2 separate regions of the Homo sapiens genome follow, and region 1 is linked to region 2. The links are chromatin loops, found by intact Hi-C in ENCODE. Cell type or tissue: IMR-90. All regions are shown on one strand. Links, peaks and the distances in the headings refer to the core of each region. The heading gives the core; the rest is flanking DNA.

Evidence for each region. Peaks named below come from ENCODE experiments on the same cell type or tissue, not always from the same donor. Only the 100,000 strongest peaks of a DNase experiment are listed, where the experiment ranks them.
Region 1: it touches region 2 in a loop (10-fold over the local background); 6 of 110 quality-filtered maps call a loop at or near these places.

The regions. Positions count from the first base shown.
Region 1 is chr2:99,721,147-99,729,146 of GRCh38, forward strand. AFF3 (ALF transcription elongation factor 3) reads right to left here. Exons shown (of 25, transcript NM_001386135.1): 11 at 5,931-5,982. Among named protein-coding and RNA genes, the nearest start is that of REV1, 240 kb to the left of the region's middle. In IMR-90, for the core only: a CTCF peak has its summit at 4,840 (motif pointing right); no DNase peak of the experiment used is centred there; H3K27ac peaks cover 1,303 bases.
Region 2 is chr2:100,253,289-100,264,848 of GRCh38, forward strand. No RefSeq gene overlaps it. Among named protein-coding and RNA genes, the nearest start is that of LINC01104, 51 kb to the left of the region's middle. RefSeq lists an enhancer at 1,719-2,218. In IMR-90, for the core only: CTCF peaks have their summits at 7,624 (motif pointing left) and 9,757 (motif pointing right); a DNase peak (open chromatin) is centred at 7,593; H3K27me3 peaks cover 491 bases.

The sequences.
Region 1 (8,000 bases), core at 1-8,000, 540 kb before region 2:
TGTAGGCCTACTGGAAATGAATTCTCTCATATTTTGTACATCCCAACATGTCTTTATTTTACTGTCAATTCTGAAGGATATTTTTGATTATTTAGAATTCTGGGTTGGGTGTGGTGGCTCATGCCTGTAACCCCAGCACTTTCGGAGGCCAAGGTGGGCGGATCATGAGATCAGGAGATTGAGATCATCCTGGCCAACATGGTGAAATCCTGTCTCTACTAAAAATACAAAAATTAGCTGGGCATGGTGGCACGCACCTGTAGTCCCAGCTACTCAGGAAGCTGAGGCAGGACAATCGCTTGAACCTGGGAGGCAGAGGTTGCAGTGAGCTGAGATAGCACCACTACACTCCAGCCTGGGGACAGAGTGAGACTCTGTCTCAAAAAAAAAAAGAAAAAAAAAAAGAATTCTGGCTTGACAGTTCTTCCTTTTTCTCTTTTGTCTTTCAGCACCTTAAAGATGCCTTTGCACTGTATTACATATTTGTGATGAGAATTCTTCAGTTAATTGTATCTGTGTTCCCCTGTGTATAAGATATTATTTTTCTCTGGCTGTCTTAAAGATTTTCTTTTTCTGTTTAGTTTCCCATAATGTTCCACGGTGTAGTTTTATTTGTGTTTATCTTGCTTGCAGCTTGCTGAGCTTCTTGAATCTATAAATTAATGTTTTCATCCAATTTGGGAAGTTTTCAGCTATTATTCCTTCAGATATTTTTTCAGGTCTATTTTGTCTCTCCTCTCCTCCTGGCATCACAATGCATGTATATCAGACTACTTGATATTATCCTACAATTCACTGAGGCTCTGTTGATTGTTTTTTAATCTTTATTCTGTTTTTCACATTGAACAATTCTTACTGATATGAGTTTAAGTTTACTGATTATTTTTTCATTTCTATGCTTCATTTATTTCAAATGTTACATTTTTCAGTTCCAGAGTTTTCATTTGGTTATTCTTATTGGTTTCCATTATCCTGCTGAGATTCTCCTTCTTTTCAGTCATGATGACTATGTTTTCCTTTACATCCTTGGACATATTATAGTAGTTGCTTTATAATTCTTGTCTGAAAATTCTAATATCTAGGTCACCTCAAGATCTATTACAGTGGCTATTTTTTCTCTTGATTATGGGTCACATTTTCCCACTCATATGTCTTTTAAGTTTTGGTTAGATAATGAACACTGTAAATTTTGTTTTAGAGATTCCAAACTCTCTTCTTTTAAACAATGTTGATTGTTTTTTGTTCTATCAGGCAATAAAATCTCTAGCTGATTAGCTTGAGCTTTTGGGTACTTAGTGTTATACTTTGTTAGGAAGGATCTGTTTCGGTTTTGCCCTTAATGTTACGGTGACTCCTTTACACTGAAAGCACACACCCCTTCTGGGGTTTCAATAGAAAATCTGAGGCATTTACCAAGCCCCTCTAACTTGGGTGGGATTCAGATTCTGAACTTTGTAGGCAGTAGCTGTAGGCAGTAGGCAGCAGCTGAAAAGAGTCTCTGCTCAGCATTTTTGGCTTTCTAGTTATTGTTTTCCACTACGCTCATTGGCATATTCCCCACACATATGCAGTTTAGGGGTTATTCAAGGATTGATGGAAATTTATATACAGAATGGAGGGCTCTCTTCTTTATGGCTCTTTTCTTTCTGTGACTTACTCAATTCCCAGCCACTCTGGCAGCCCTAAACTCTATCCCCTGACACCTCAAGCCATTACAGCTGTGGCTTTCTCCTTGAGTTCTAATTGTTCTTTGTGGACTGGGGCATGCCTTCATGGGAGAAGCTATATAAACATAGTTCTCACTCTTTCAAGGATCAAATGACCCTCTTTCAAGGATCAAATTTCCTACATTCTCTGCCTTCTTTTAGTTAGACTATGAATAGTTTTTTTAACAAAAGTATTTTGTCCAGAGTTTGTAACAGCTATCTGCAGGAGAGTTAGTCTAAGATAGGTTCTTCCATCATTAATATAACTGGAAGTCTGTCACAGACATTTTAATTTGTGCTTTTGTGTGTGCACGCATGTTAAGATTAAATCGCTCCTTTCATTGCCCTGAATGCTCATAGGATCACTAAATAATATATATTGAAGGATTACTCGGGTGTTGTCCAGACTGTGTCATACTGCCAAGCATTGACCATCTGAAACCAATCATGATCGATCTCCCGTTTTTAAAGGAGGCCATGAAGAAAGATGCTTCCTTAGGAAATAAGCTCTTCTGTTTGGAGACTCCCAACCTTGTATTACAATTTAAGTCCATATAATGGCTTTAATGACTCAGGGTCATAGAGTTATACAGACAGAGGGATGTATAGGCCTTACTGAAGCCACACTGGTTCCACCACACCATGAATATGAGAGAGGCATCTTTCCCAGTGCCCCATGCTTGCTAGCCCTGTTTTCTTCGCTCTGCTCCACTCCTGCAGCTGCCATGGAGCCTATTATGTTTCATGTTTTACTTAGGCTGTCTCCCCTTTTCCCATTTTCAGAAATCTGTGTACCCCTGGTTCTGTTTACCTGACTTCTGAATCACTCTGATTACTCTGCCCCTTAATGTTACAGGCCAAACTACTTCTTCCCAAAATTTATATGTTGAAATCCTAACTTCCAGTGCCTCAGAATGTGACTTTATTTAGTGACAGGGTCTTTACAGAGGTAATCAAGTTAAAATGACGTCATTAGGGTGGGCCCTAATCCAATATGACTGCTGACTATATAAACAGACACAGAGATAGACATGCACAGAGAGACGATGACGTGAGGACACGTTGGGAGGAGACGGTCACCTACAAGCGAAGGAGAGAGGCCGGGGATAACTCCTCTCTTTACATCTCCCAGAAGCAACCAACCCTGCTGACACCCTGACTGGGACTTCCAGCCTCCAGAACCATGAGAAAATAAATTTCTGTTACTTTCGCCACCTACTTGCTGGTACTTTGCTCTGGCAGCCCTACCAGATCAGTATGCTTGCCACTTAACAAATCCTCTGCTCCCAATTTTCCTACTTGATTGTGACTCATGGCTTTAGTTTGTCTCTTGAGACCCACACCCCCTCTTGGTATGGAAAATGGGCAAAAATCAGAAGGTTTATGCTCTAACTCCTCACTTCAGTGGAATGACCTTTCTTTTTTTTTTTTTTTTTTTGAGACACAGTCTCATGCTGTTGCCCAGGCTGGAGTGCAGTGGTGCAATCTTGGCTCACTGCAACCTTCGCCTCCTAGGTTCAAGCAATTCTCCTGCCTCAGCCTCCCCAGTAGCTGGGATTACAGGCGCATGCCACCACACTCAGCTAATTTTTGTGTTTTTAGTAGAGGTGGGGTTTCGCCATGTTGGCCAGGCTGGTTTCAAACTTCTGACTTCAGGTGATCCACCCACCTGGGCCTCCCAAAGTGCTGGGATTACAAGTGTGAGACACCGCACCTGGCCTGGAGTGACCTTTCTGATCCTCAGATTCCTTATCCATAATATGGGGATATTGTTTCTATCCTACCTACCTAAAAAAGCTCAGATAGATGCTGCACATAAGAATGTAAAATACTACACAAATCAAAGGCATCCTGAATCTCACTCTTTATCCGTAATGTACTGTACCTCATACCCAATTATAACAGAACCTCTGTTAGAGGTCTCTTGAGCGGTTTCAAGTTCAGAATTCTCCATTCATAGGAGAGATGCTTGCAACCTGTTATTTCTAGTTTAAGAGGCAGGTGCCTAAGAAACCGTTTTGCTCAAAGAGGCAGGAATATGGGGTGATGCTTCAAGCTCCCATTGTTTTTATATTTCCAGAGGGTTTAAAAGTAATTCCTCAGACAACTTACCTATTTTTTTTCTTTTTTTTTTCTGAGATAGAATCTCCCTCTGTCACCCAGGCTGGAGTGCAGTGGTGCGATCTCTGCTCACTGCAACCTCCGCCTCCCGGGTTCAAGTGATTCTCCTGACTCAGCCACCTGAGTAGCTGAGATTACAGGCACGCGCCACCATGCCCAGCTAATTTTTTTTTGTATTTTTGGTAGAGATGGGGTTTCAGCATGATGGTCAGGCTAGTTTCGAACTCCTGACCTCGTGATCCGCCCCCCTTGGCCTCCCAAAGTGCTGGGATTACAGGTGTGAGCCACCGTGCCTGGCCAACTTACCTATTTTCATAGATGTTATAAGAAATAAGGTACAGAGTAAAGCAAACCAGTGCTTTTAGGCAATAAACTTTTTATTTTTTTATTTATTATTTTTGAGACAGTCTTACTTTGTCACCCAGGCTGGAGCACAGTGGCATGATCCTGGGTTTAAGCTATTCTTGTGCCTCAGCCTCCCGTGTAGCTGGGATTACAGGTGTCTGCCACCACACCCAGCTAATTTTTGTATTTTTAGTAGAGACGAGGTTTTGCCATTTTGGCCAGGCTGGTCTCAAATTCCTGGTCTCAAGTGATCTGCCTGCCTCGGCCTCCCAAAGTGTTGGGATTACAAGCGTGAGCCACTGAGCCTGGCTGGGAACGGACATTTTAGAAATACGTAAGGGAAGGAGAACTTTAGAAGCACATCCAACTGCCTTAACCAAATGGGTGCCTACTGAATGTGATTTTTAACTATGTAAAATTAAATGTAGGATGCTAGTCACTTTCCAACATACTTTGTATATTCTTTGTCAGTCTTTAAAATAATTTCATTATTGAGAATTTGAAAAAATTGTTTCTACAATTAAAACTTTTATAAAATAATTTATTAAAAAATACAACTTCCCCCAAATAGCTTACATTCTGGTTGCATGAATTTTTATGCAGTTTCTACTGTTACTCAAAAGAACTGAATTTTCAATGATTCTACCCTTTTCAGTTCTCTAGAATGCCTCCAGATGGCATTAAAAGCCTTTCCCATTATATTTTACAACACAAAAAAATTAAAAATTAGTAACATTTTAACCATTTAAGACCAGTCACATTCATTATAACATCTGAAAGCAGGACAATGGAACTATTTAAACTTTTAGGGAAGTATCTTAAGAAAGACAAACATATAATCATATCTCTTATGAAATACACAGCTCTCCTATTCAAGCCAAAGGATCTTTCTAGACAAAGAAACAGATTTTGGACAAAATAAGACACTCAGTATTTTACCACAAACTGATTTCCAATCAACAGCACTTAAAAAATGCTGTTTTTTAAAATCCTGATCCCCATACAGATAAATTCACAAAGCCTATCTTATAATAAGAAAACACATGCCACTGCTCATAAGTGATAAAAATAAAGATTTTTAAGGAGCAAACCTGTTATTGACTCTTATGGAACTAAAATAAAGTCACTTGTTAGCTCATGAATTTTTTAATTTAAATGTTGGTATATCAATTTGGCATCAAATTAATCAGTAAAAATATATTTGGATTCCTTGAATATTGAGAAGAAACAGACAAAACATAGAGTGAGGAGCACATGTTTTATAAGGGCCTTTTCTTATGTTTTTAAAACTGCTTTTGTTAATTCAAAAAAGAAACTCTTGAGATTCCAGAGATATCGATAATTGTGCTTTTCACATAATTCCAAGGTGAGGTTGCAGATGGCAAGCTTCTGAAATGACCTTGTTACTGCACAGCTGTGTGGGACAGCATACCTCCCAGTTTAAGTGTGAAAAGTTCTGCAATTCTTAAGATGATGCTGAAAGTCTCCAACCAAATCCCCCCAGCATACATGCTCAAATCTCATTACATTTCTACTTCATAAAGAGAAGCATTTGCATTTTTCAAGATTCCTCTTACTCTGCTAAAGCATAAAAAATGCATCTGCACCCAAAGCATTTAGAAAGACATTATCATGAGAAAAGAGAACCATGGGCTTCCTTCCATCATCATTATTACTATTACAAGATACTTGCACTATCTCATTTTATGAGGCATATTTAAGAACAGGCATCTCTGATAGAAAATGAAAGAAACTTACGATGTATTCGATGTGCCATTGTCTGGACTCTCTGGCTCTGCATCACCTTTCTCTTAAAAAGGAAGCAGAAAAAAATACCGACATATGAGTCTTACAGTCTTTAAGATTTAAGAGAGATTAAATATATTTCCATGCTCCTATTAACAATCTTTCAAAATGTGTAGCAGGAGGCTTTTAAAACATCTTTTATTGTCTGAGAACCGGATTTGCAAAATAATTTCTTTTCTGCAATGCAACTGCCCAGGCACAAATCTGTGAGTAGGTACTGAGGAGCTATTTGCAAACAACCAGAGGCTTGGAGTGGAGACTTTGCCAGAAGATGAATATCTTACAGATGGAACCTGTTTCCTTCCACTTCACTTTACAGAAAATTTCAGGAAATAAATCCATTGGCATTCTATATCCAAGGCACTTTGAACTTTGATTGCTTCTGCTAACATAAGCCAAACCAGGTCAGGCTGAATCAGAACTTGGAGGAAAGAATTTTTTTTTTTTTTTTTTTTGAGGCAGAGTCTCACTCTGTCACCCAGGCTGGAGTGCAGTGGCACAATCTCGGCTCACTGCAACCTCCACCTCCCGGGTTCAAGCAATTCTCCAGTCTCAGCCTCCCGAGTAGCTGGGACTACAGGTGCCTGCCACCACACCTGGCTGATTTTTATATTTTTTGTAGAGACAGGGTTTCACCATGTTGGCCAGGCTGGTCTCGAACTCCTGACCTCAAGTGATCTGCCCGCCTCGGCCTCTCAAAGTGTTGGAATTACAGGCGTGAACCACCACGTCCGGCCAGGAGGAGAGAATTTTTACTGAACACTGAGGTTGCACTGTAGGTCCCAAGATCCCCCTATTTTATACCCCATAGAGAGCCCTGGTGGCAGGTTTTGGGGCCCCTAGCTTAAAGCAGAATGAGATGTAAACCAGAAATCCTTTCTGACCATCTGAAAGGCTAGTTAAGGAAATGCTTCTGTGGGCTGTGATCACTGAGGAATTAACGAGTTGTACGTAGTTGGGGGAGCTTGGAACCAGTTCACTTCTTGTAGTTTACAGTAGGCTTAATGTAATTCCTAATCCTTAATCAATTGGTGGTTTGAACCATGCATCCTCATTCTGTAAGGAGTTTCTTTGTATTTCCTTGAGGCTTGGAGATGGAAGAAGTCACTGATAACTGAGAGCGTGGGCTCGTGTGTTTCCTGATGGTTGTGCAGAGCCAATACACCCCAGAGAAGGCTGTGAGTTGCAAGAAATAGGACTGTGGTAGTAACTTGGTTTGCTATGCTCTTTCAAGTCAGGCCTGGAGATCTCTAGAATCCCTTGGTCTACTGCTCACGTCCTTGGGCCCACACATTGTACCATACCCCTTTTGTCAGCTGTCAACATTAGCTTGTCGTCACCTAGTCCCAGGAATGACTCCCTAAATTACATAATGAACATATCCCAAAGGTATTGCCCAAACTGAACTCAAAAGCAAACTTTATATGTCCTTCTCTTTTTCTTATAGGAATAAACAGTTGTGAGAAAAAGAAGACACAGTTTCTACAGTTCGTACATCTATCTCAGACATTTATCCAGTGCCAGAACAGCTATGAGGGACTTTGGCTAAAAGCTGGTCAGATGAGGGGGAAAAACAAAAAAGCCACAAAATCTATTTTAACTGCCTTGATAACAAACATTGATTAGGCAGGGCCTCAATACATATAAAACCATGTTGGAATAAAGGCTAAAGTAGCAAATTAATAAATTTGCTTTAAAGCTCATTCTTGTATATTTTCTTTTGTCTTCCAGGCAAGGTCTGTGGTGCACTCATTTAGGAGGCAAATAAGGCCTGTTCAACTGGTTTCAGTGCTGGAAAATAATTTAGTACTTTGCAGAAACATTTTTTCCATGGACTAACCACAATCCCTCTTGTAATCCTAAAATAGAGAGTTATAACACCTGCATTATATAAGACAAAACTAAATGGAAGTATATTTTTTTTCTCAAATATATGGATCCTTTCCCCCAACCTGCTTTAATTTGGTGAAACTGGTTACTTTCCCCAGTCTCTAGCCTGCAGTAGTTACCACATTCCATCTT
Region 2 (11,560 bases), core at 3,561-11,560:
CCAGCTCCGTAGAATGTGAGTCCCTGGGCCAGGGTGGAGGGGCCCGGTTGGTGAAACCTTGCTTCTGGCCCTGAAAAAGACTTGGCAGGCTTTCCTGCCCAGTGGCTTAGGTGGCGCCTGAGGCATCTTAGGAAAATGCTGTTCAGTTCTTTAGAACCTGAGGTCTGGAGGATCTATTAACATGCTTTTCCCTGGGCTGACCTTAGGACCAGTTCGTTTACCGACATGAAGCGGCATGGCTTTCAAAATGAACAGTGGAGCCAAAGAGAGCAGGAAAGCAGAGAGACCCATGTCCACCCTGAACGCTGGTTGTAGAGGTCCCAGCTGATCACTCCTGGTCTTGACCACTTCCCTCCCCTCCCTTCAGCTGCAGCCTCTCATGCCTTTTGATTATGGTGCTGATGAAAGCGGTGGAAGCAGCTCTTCTCTCAGCATCGGCTACTCCACTTTGCAAGGCCTGCGTTTGGGTTGTGCTTTTCAAGTAAGGAGATGTTGCTACCCTGGGAATCACATCAATGTGTTCTTAATATTTAGGGCTTATTGGTACATGCCTGCTGACTCAGTGAAGGTCCTATTGGATGACAAAAACAAGCAGACCAAAAACTCAAAGGGACTGATATGGTCTGAGTGGCCACAGCTTGATCTGGGCTCATTTTAGAGGCGCTGGGCTGTGCTGCCCTGTCCCAGGCTGCTTGCTGCACACAGCTGTTGGGCGCTGGAAGAGTGGAGAGTCGAGCGGAGGTGGGTGCCGAGTTGAAAACCCACACCAGATTTCAAAGACAAAACAAAGGAAAATAACTCATGAATAGTTTTTCTATGGATTACATGTTGAAATGCTAATTTTTAGATATTTAATATATTAAGTGAAATAAAGTAATATTAAAATTGGTTTCATCTGTTTCTCTTCACTTTTAAAAAATATGGCTACTCGATTACCCATGTGGCTTGCATGTGTGGCTGACATTGTATTTAAGTTGTCTTAAGGGAATGTTACCCTATATATACTAAGGAATCCAGGCTTAAATGAACAAAAAACAAACACCCAAAAAAACAGCAACCAAACCAAACACTCTGCCCGGATGACCCAGCTGTTCCAAAGGTTCTTCTTCTTTGTCTTTTTTTGAGATGGAGTCTTGCTCTGTCACCCAGGCTGGAGTGCAGTGGCAGGATCTTGGCTCACTGCAAGCTCTGCCTCCCAGGTTCATGCCATTCTCCTGCCTCAGCCTCCCAAGTAGCTGGGACCACAGGTGCCCGCCACCACACCTGTATTTTTTTAGTAGAGATGGTGTTTCAGCATGTTAGCCAGGATGGTCTTGATCTCCAGACCTCGTGATCTGCCCATCTCGGCCTCCCAAAGTGCTGGGATTACAGGCGTGAGCCACTGCGCCCGGCCTTATTATCTTTTAACCAATGGTGGTGGGAGTGGCTGGCCTGAACAAGGGAAGCAGGAGGTGCATTGTCTATAGAGAATTTAAAATGAGAAGAAAACTAACTCAAGTTTAGCCCTCTTTTCATCACCACCACAAGCTCCGTTGTGAACAATGTCAGTCCTGAATGACGGCTCCCTGCCCAAATGGGCGGCTCTCGCAGCCCCTGCCCGGCCAGATGTGTCATGTCAGGTGACTGTGTGGTACCTTGGTGTGACTCTTGGCCTTTCTCCCGTCTGTAGAGGGGCCCTCTGGATCCAAGTGGCCATGGCTAGCTTCCTACAACCCAGCCTTCCTGACTTCTCCCAATTTCCCCTCAGCCTCCCGGCCTTGGGCTCGCTCTCCAACGTGAAGTTCTTGCCTCTGCCTTGAATCAGGACTCTGTGGCCTCACCACCACCTGCTGGCAAGCTCCTACCCTTGCCTCAGGACCCGGCCTGGCCTCTCCCCTTCGGTGAAGCCCTTAGCGTCTCGGTCAGTTGGGGCTGCAATAACAAATTACCATAGACTGAGAGGCTTCAAGATAAACACTGATGCTCACAGTTCTGGAGGCTGGAAGTCTCAGGTCAGGGGCCACATGGTCAGGCTCTGGCGACGGCCCTCTGTCAGCTTCTCATGTGTCCTCACATGGTGGAAAGAGGGCAAGAGAGCTCTCGGAGGTCACTTTTATAACGACTCCAATGTCATTTATGGGGGCTCCACCCTCATGCCTCAATTACCTCCCAAAGACCCACCTCCCAGTACAAAGCCATTACACTGCAGGGTTAAGACTTCAACATGAGACTCTGGGGGGCACAAACATTCGGTCCATAATTGCCCATCCACATGGAACGCCCCATCTGTTCATCCACTGCGCCTGCTGCACACCTTAGGGTTGCACTTTAGTATTGCGTTATAATTTTTTATCATTAAGTAGAGCCAGACTACTTGGGTACACACCCCAGATCTGGCCCTTGAGAGCTGTGTGAACTTAGGCCAATCACTTAACCTCTCTGTCCTCATATATAAAATGGGGTAAAACCTCAGTTTCCTCATATATAAAATGGGGTAATAGTACCTCCTCCACGGGGCTGCTGGGAAGATGAAATGAATTAATATCATACAGTAGCCTCTCTTGTCCATGGCTTCATTTTCCACAGTGTCAGTTAGCAGTCATCAATGATGGTTCGAAAATATGAAATGGAAATTTTCAGAAATAAGCAATTCCTAAGTTTTTCATTGCTGCCATTCTGAGCAGCATATTAGACTCTTGTTCTGTCCACTCCCTCCATTTGTCTCATCATGCCTGCATTTCACCATCTCGCTCATCGCAGGAAGGGTGAGTGCAGTACAATCAGATATTCTGAGAAAGAAAGAGGCCACATTCACATAACTGTATTACAGTATATCGTTAGAATTGTTCTATTTTGTTATTAGTTGTTAATCTCTTTCTCTGCCTAATTTATAAATTGAACTTTATCCTAGGTATGTACATTTAGGAAAAAGCAGTATTGTAGGATTTGGTACTACCTCAGTTTCAGGCATCCAGTGGGGGTCTTGGAACTTTTCTCCCATGGATAAGGGGGTGACCGTACATGGGGCTAGAATAATACCAGGAACAGTGCATGGCACGCTGAGCTCCATGGAAGGTGCTAATATTAATATTGGGGGCGATGCTGTGTCTGTCTTCCCTTGAGGGCAGGCCTGGGCTTTGCTCACTTTCCTGTACCCGGGGCCCATCACAGAGCCTGGGCAAGGGAGGTGCTTCATTGTTGTTTTCTGAGTTAATATGTTGTTTTCTGACTAAGTGATAAGAAACAGATGTTGCAGCGAGTCTGCTATGCCCTGGGGCGCCCCTTGGGACACTAGGGTTGGCTGCCACCCCGGCCCCCACCTGATCTCTGCTGGTGCCCCCAGTGTCAGGGGCCGCATCTGACGGGGAGGCTGCATTCCGACCTCTGCTTGGGGGCCACAGGCTGACATCCCCTCTGCTCCCACCGGTCCCTCACTGGCCCCCAATCGCTCCTGACCTCCAGTCCTGACCCCGCTCACCCACCACCCTGCCCACCTCCTGGGCCTGCGCTTCCTCCCACAGCCCTTCCTGGAGGGCAGGGAGGAGGAAACGCTCTTCTCAGGGATGAGGGTCCACTGGGAAGGGGGTCCCCTGGGTTCAAAAGACCTTTGTTGTCCCCACGACAGCTTTGGTGCTTCACTAAGTGTCCTGGGGCTGCAAAAAGCATAGAATTGAAAAGCTCCTAGATGAGGGTTCCCTGGAAAAACAGAACCAATAGAAAGTGTGTATCTGTATTCACAGAAATATAGTTATTCTAGGGAATTGGCTGTCGCAATTGTGGAGGCTGGCAAATCCACAGGCCTGATGTCCCAGTTAGAGTCCACAGATGGAAAGTTATTGGAGAACCAGGAAAAGCTGATGTTCCCATTCAAATGACAGCAGTCAGGTAGGAGAGGCACCCTCTTCCTCAGCCTTTTTATTCTATCTGGGCTCTCAGTTGATTGCAACCCCCTCACCTCACATTAGGGAGGGCCATCTGCTTTACTCTCTCTATTGGTTTAAATGTAAATCTCACGCAAAAACAACCTCACAGAAACACCTGGAATCATGTCTGCCTAAACATCTGGGCACCCTGTGGCCCAGTCAAGTTGACACATAAGATTGGCCATCACAGCTCCTCCCAGGTGGGTGCCAGGGAGTGATGAGGAAAGGAAGGGCCCGTGCCAATGAGAGAGACCAATAAGTGGCATTGATTTTCTGGCTCAGATCCTTAGTTGTGCCACTGCCCCCTATACAACCCTGGGCAAGCCAACTTGTCTCTTTGTGCCTGTGTCTCCATCTAGGCAGTGGGGCCAGGCCAGTGCCCACCTTGGAGGCAGCACATGCAAAGGGCCCTGAGCTGTCCCTGGCACCCTGGGTGGTGTCATTGGTAGTTTTATAGTGTGGTTGGGACCCTGGCCAGAGAAGCTGGAGAAATTTGGGGCAAGGAGAATGAGGAGTGAGCCAGGAAGGCTCCCAATTAAACTAAAAAATCACTGCCGTGGCTTTGCATCTTATTTTCTTTTATTGCATTTTAGCTTTTGGATTTAGGGCCTTTTGAAGGTGAATTTCATCAGACTGAAGAACTGTGTGAAAACCTGCTTTTTCTGGACTAAATACACACAGGCGGGTCAGATACCCAGGACGCCCAGAGCCCTCCCTCTACAAGGCATGGGCGTTCCTCCTGCCCTCCACCTTCCAGATGCCAGGGTCTTCAGGGTCCTGCATTCATGCAGGGACGCTGAGTCCAATTCAACTACCTGCTCTCTAATCCCAGCTCTTTCTAGCGGGGCATTTTAGGTGATTCATGCTGCAGCCTGCACGAATCAAAGCTAAAAATAGGCACATTTTCATGGCAAGAGAAAACAGAGTCCTTAGAAAACACGACTCCCGGAAAAACCAAATCAGTAATCCAGACTCGGCGGCCCTGGGCGGATGACCAGTCATGGGTTCAATTTGTATTTCCTGAGCACCTACTGTATACAGGGTGCTGGGGGTGGGGCCCTTTTCTCTCTTCTCATGGATCAGAAGGAAGGAATTTCCCCTCCTTTGTCACCCCAGGAGAGGAGCGCCTTCTCATCTGAAGTTTGAACTTGACATTCACGGTCCATCGTTCACCTGTGGGCACAGTGCTCCTGCCCCTCCCACTCCTGGCTCCATGCTCACGATCCTGGAGGCATCCTCCTGGAGGATGCTCATTCCACAGATGTGCCCAGATAATGTAAGATGCATAGACTTCGTTGGCCTAAAGAAAATGTCTTCCAATTAAGCTGTCTTCCTGCTAGCATTGTCTCTTCAGAGACACCCCATGGGGTCTGGGGGGCAGAGAGCTGGGGACGGCATTGGTGTAGGGCAGGGGTAACTGGCTGGGGTGGAAAGCCTGCTCCCCCAGTCCTCAGATGTGTGAATGGCAGCAGGGTCACCTAAGCTCCTTGAGTCTGCCTTCCCTCCTCTGTAAAATGGGATAATAGTTGTGGAGCCCATGGGCTTGCAGTGAGGAGCCCGCAGATGTCAGATGCTGTGGCTGTCCTCGTCATCATCATTATTAGGACTGCTATTATGATGGCCCCACCAATGGCGGTCTGTGCATTAGCCATCTGAGGGGTGTCCAAAGGCCACGGACTATCCCCACATCTGCATACATCCTTGTGGTACTTTCTCTTTTTTAAGGTTCTTAAGAATGCATGCAATTTTTTTTTTTTTTTTGCAGGTGAATCTGGGATGGGACCTTATTACTCCCCTTACACCACCAGTAAAAATTGGCACACCTGATGAACTCATCGCTACCCACTGCTAGATGCCAGAGCAGGGGATGGAGGAATGAGCAAGTAGCACCTGGAGTCTGATGGGGGGCAGCAGGAAAGGTAGGGGTTGGGAATGCCGAAGAAGGAAGGGTCACCTTAAGGAAGCTGGTGCTGGGGGCAGACTTCACCAACAGGAGAATGGCTGAGGCATGGCCACAAGCCACCCTTTCTCTAGTGCAGTGCTTTTCTGACTCTCGAGCACATGCGTGGCTGCTGCAGGTTTGTTAGAACCCAGCTGGCTGGTCCCCACCCGAGAGCTTCTCATTTGGCAGATCTGGGATGGGGCCGAAGACTGCATGTCTGGCAAGTTCCCAAGCGATGCAAACATGGCTGCTCTCAAGAATGAGCTTTGAGAACCACTGTTTAAACCCATAATCTTCAAGTGTTTCAAAGCCAGGGATTGGTCAAATGAAATATTTTGGAGGCAAAAATAAAGCAATGAGGCCGGGAGTGGCGGCTCACACCTGTAATCCCAGCACTTTGGGAGGCCAAGGCGGGCGGATCACTTGGGGTCAGGAGTTCGGGACAAGCCCATGCAACATGGTGAAACCCCATCTCTACTAAAAATAGAAAAAGTAGCTGGGAGTGGTGGTGTGTGCCTGTAGTCCCAGCTACTTGGGAGGCTGAGGCAGGAGAATCGCTTGAACCCGGGAGGTGGAGGTTGCAGTGAGCTGAGATCGTGCCACTGCACTCCAGCCTGGGCGACAGAGCAAGACTCCGTCTCAAACAAACAAACAAAAACAAACCAAACAATAATAAAGCAACAAACAAGGTGATGGTACAGGGCTTGGCAGTGCCAGACACTTCCTAAGGCACAATTCCAAACCAAATGGAAATTCTGAAGTTCCCCCTTGGCTTTAGACCAGGCATCAGACAGCAGTGAGTCCAGGCCTTGTGTTGTGCATCTTAAAAGAACTGGTTCCAACCACATAGTATTCAGGATTGGGTGTCCCAGCAATCTGTGTTTCAGTGAACCCAGATGCTTCTGAGTGTGTGAAGGCTTGAGAGGCACTGGCATATATCACTTATAGTGGCTTCAGTTACCTGCTGATGCCCATACCTGCAGCTGTATCTCACCCTAGGTGGCAGCCTCAGGTCTCCTGAGCTCACAGCCAGCTCCACCTGCACCTGCCTTTCCCAGGCTACTGAGAACTTACATCTGAACATATAGCTGAGCTCAGATCCTTCTCCCCAGCCTCTCTTCTTCCTGGGCTCCCTAACCCGAGAAGAGCATGGTCATGTACTAATTGCTCACTATGTGCCTTGCACTGATAGGCGCTCCATATACATTAACTCCAAACCAAGGTAGATATTAGAATTCTCATTCTATAAATAAGGCTTTCAAGTCTCCAAGAAGTGAAGCACCTTGTCCAAGGTCACCTAGCCAGCAAAGATTTAAACCCAGGCCTGGGGCCTGCAGCACAGTCCTTTGACTCTACCACGCTACCTGGCATCATGCACCCAGCAGACCCAGCAGACAGAGCCAGAAACTCACTCACCATCCAGGACCTGGATTTATTGCATTTGATATTCACACCTTTTTACAGAGAGGATCTACAGATTTCATCAGCTGTGAACAACAACAAAAAGAGTACGTAGGAATTCCAAAATCCTGTAATAACAATGAAAATCACGGTAAGAGTAATATTTTGGAAGACTGTTCTCTGGTTCAAGGCCTTACACTAAGCGCCTTCCCGCCTGGCCGTGGGGAGGGACTTAGCATGTCCCAGGCAGCTCAACTTTGCAGAAAAGGAGCATCTCCCATCCCTTCCACAGGCAGCAGCTTTCTCCAGTCCATGCTTCAGAGACAGAGGCACCCTGCCGAAGTCCCTCCATTCCTGAGGGTGCAGTGACCCCATGTGGCCAATTCCAAATGTAGCCACTTGATGGACATTGGGCTGTGACTGCTATTTCTTCTTCATTTAAGCAATTCTCCAATTGCTGTCTTTTGCTGAAGTTTTGCTTTCATTCCACTGAGGAGGAGAGGCAACAGAGGCGGCTTGGAATGGGAAGGGCGGGGCTGAGCTTGCAGGGACAATGTCCACCTAGCCTGCTGGCCACAAGGACCCTCCAGCTCTGAAGGTGCGCTGAGAGCGACCCCTTCGGGCCACATTGGAGGGGCAGCAACAGGTGATCTGGATGGCTGGCCTGAAGCCTTCTAGGCCCCAACCAGGCTGCTGCATCGCAGAGAAAGGAGAGAGAGAGACAGATGAGACCAAGGAAACTCTGCACTGAGTCACCCCCAGACTCAGGAGGGGGAAATGGGGGGCTGTCATGTGAGAGCTGGGAGGGCCCATGGGGTTATCAAAGTCATGGCCACATTTTATAAAGACAGCGAGGGCCAGAGTGTGACAAGGTCTCTCCTTAAAGCCGCCCACTAATATGTGTGAGCCGGTGAGGAACTGCATGTGGCTGCTACCAACATATGCCGAGTCACAGGGGCTTCAGCTAGGTAGGGGTGTCTTTCTCTTATGTAATCTGAAATTTCTCAGAAGCAGGTGGTCCAGGGCTGCTAGGGAGGCCCCACGATGTCATGAGAGACCCCAACTCTGTCTTCTGCTTCACCAGTCCTAAAACATGGCATTTCTCCACAAGCCTACATCATGGTCACGACATCTGCTTCAGCTCCCCTCTCACTCCTGAGTCCCAGGCAGGGAAAAGAAAGAAGAGGGAAAGCTCAGAGGCTGACTGTCAGAAGCATAAGCTTCCCCTTCAATAGCATTTCCTGAGGTTTCACCCAATAACTTCCTTTTATCGTATTGGCCATTGGAACTGTAGTTTGTAAGCTGAGCGTATTCCTAGAAGGAAGGAGAGAATGAAGATATAGATTACTAGAGGCCTCACCCATCTCCACTCGGGATAATAACAGCTACCATTTCTTTGGAGCTTACTATGTTTACATGAATTTATCTATCCTCAGAATAACCCTGGCAGATGAGTTTGTTATCCCATTTCACAGGTGAGGAAAGTGAAGTTTAGTGAGCTTAGGTTAACTGAACCACACCTAGTGAGGGCTGGGGACAAAATCTGAAACTAGATATGACTCAAATCCTACAGTCTTCACCTTACAGCACCTAACAAAGGGGCAGAGACACAGGACTCAGGCTTCCAAAGCTATGTTACAAAGCCACTCTCCCTTGGCGTGGTAACCACTGATACTTCCCTGTAAATGGAGGAAGCAGCATGAAAACAGGCTTTTTGAGGAAGGAGCTGCGGCCGCTGTCACCATTGTTGGGAAGGACAGAGCACTATACTCGGTTTGTATCTAGTAAGCAAGTTTGCCCAAGAGTTCATTTCCCCAGACTCTTAATCCATTCTCTGACCTGCTGTCACTCTTACAGACTCCAGGAGAAACCTTCCACATATCTGTGAAACTAGGTGATTTTGGTTTCACCATGATCAGTAAAAGATAATCAGTTCATCCTCTTTTACTATTTATACAGCTGTGTCCAGGATTTTGTAAAAAATCTTTTAAATGTACAATAAAGGTAAATCCTTTGGCTTTGTGAAAAGGTCCTTGGCTTCATAAAAGGACTCATTCCAGGGCTCCTTTAAGTGAAGGTCTCCAATATCTTTAAATATAAAATATTTTAAAGTAATAGCCACTCAAGAAAGAGGCCTGAGCACAGAGAAACTTAAAGCTAGAGTGTGTGACACAGCGCCACCTGAAGATCAAGCGGAGATGAAGAAGGGTAGCTATGTAGGTCAGCGGGGAAATGGAGCTGGTTGACAACAGGATCTTCCAACTGGCCTCTTTGACAGAGGGACGTCCAACTCTGCCTAGGGCATGTGACAGTGGAGAGACATCTAGGGTGGTCCTGCTTCACAATGATATGGCCTATGGTTTGTCGTCTTGAAGCCATTCGTCCTGGGTTCTCAGCGAAGCCTTGTCAACGTCGCTGATGTATCCCAAATCTTTGGAAAGCAGGGAAATCCTGCTCGCAGCTCATACCCGGGCTCTCCAGTCCCCTGCAGTACTGGAGGATGTCCAGCAGGTGGCGCAAAAGACAAGGGCTCGCCTTACCCATCTCTTGTCCTTATGAAGGAAATTTGACCAAAATGACAGCCCCCTCCTTCCTTCCCCTCCCTCCTTTCCTTCCTTCCATCCTCTCCTTCTCTTCTGTCCCTCTCTTTCTTCTTTATTCATTGAATCATCAAGTATCCATGAAAGACTACAAGCAGAGCTCTGTGCAAGATAATGGGGGGATGAATTAGGACAGGGTCCTTTGCCTTTGAGGAACCTGGAGTATAATAAAAAAGTAAAATAATAAACAACCGAAATACAAGAGGTGGCACAGGCTTCTGAGGGAGCAGTGTCACTCTTGAGCTGTATCATCGCAGCCTGCAGGTTCTGGAGTCAGACCAACCTGTCTTGTCTGTCTTCTGGTCCCGATTCCACACTTGCTGCAACCTTGTGCAAGCGCCTTAATGCCTCAAAGCCTCCGTTTCCTTATCTGTAAAATGAGGATAACAATAGATTGTCCTATGACATGTTCATAAGGTTGGCATAAGGAGTTAACATACCTAAAACATTTAGCACATTTTTAAAAAAACCAAAACGTTATTTAAAACATATAACTCATTCGTTCTTGCATGCATTCATTTATTCTATAGGCATTTGCATGACAACCATGTGAAGAAGGCTGTCCTTGTTATTATAGGAGGTACAAAGTAAATAGAAGGAATACTTCTCAGTGTGGGGATTTGCAGTCAGGGTGAATATTTCTTCAACATCTTCTTGAACACTTTTCTCTGTGACAGTCAAAATCAGCCTGGACTGAAAAGAGAAGAAAGCAGCCTAGCTGTTAATCCCGCTGGGAGGACACACTCTGATAAAGCCAGCTGCAGCATCCGCCGAAAATGCCATTTCTCCCGGGGTCAACCTATAGCTGGAAAATGCCAGGATGATCTCCCTTGAGTGAGCACTGCTTCCTCACCAATCGTGCCCTAGAGCCGCTTTGCTGCACCCCTCTTTTGCTACGAATCCCCAAATGCTGAGCCCTCCTTGCTCTTGCTGGCACCCAAACAGTAGTCAATCCTGCTGTTCCTGAGACTGTCTTGGAAACAGCAGCCAGCACAGGATGGATCCCACTTCCTCAGACCCTCATCAGAGTCTCCAGGGAGAGCCCAGACCTTCTAGAAGGGGCTTCCCTCCCCCTCCCCCACCAAGTGTGCAGCACTCCCAGATTCTAAAGTCATGTCAGTCAGTGGCATTTTTCGGACCGAGGGGTGCATGGTGGTCTTCGGCAGATGGAAACTCACTTTTGCGAGCTCCCTGATAGCGGGGTGCAGGCCTCCACCTCCTCAGAGGCCCGCATGAGAAATCTTGGCAGGGAGGGAGGCAAGGGAGGAACGGGGCTCAGCTGGAATCCTGACTTCAGCAAAGGCGATGGAGGAAAGTTAAGGGCAGTGGCTGCAGTTATGTGAATCAGATGCAGCCCCAGCAGAGCTTCTGGTGCCCAGGCTGGAGCACCCCCAAGTGCCCCTTGAGCTATGAGCATCCAGCGAGACACTGGGCGTGCACAGCCTTATGGTGGGCTGTGGCATCGAACCACTGAATGAGAGAAGGTCTCTAGTAGAATCCGCCCTTCCTTCCTCCCCTCCCTCCTGCCTCCATCTTTCCCTTCCTTCTTCCCTCCCTCCTTCCTTCCACAAGCATCTTTGTGCAGGAACTGTGTTGAGTGTTGGGGGCACAGATGCCTCTGGCCAGTCCCCACATCCCCAGGCTTCTGAAGATTTCATCATGACACAGTGACAGTGGAGGGACAATCTCCCAGGTGGGGCGGCATCTGGGGGCAG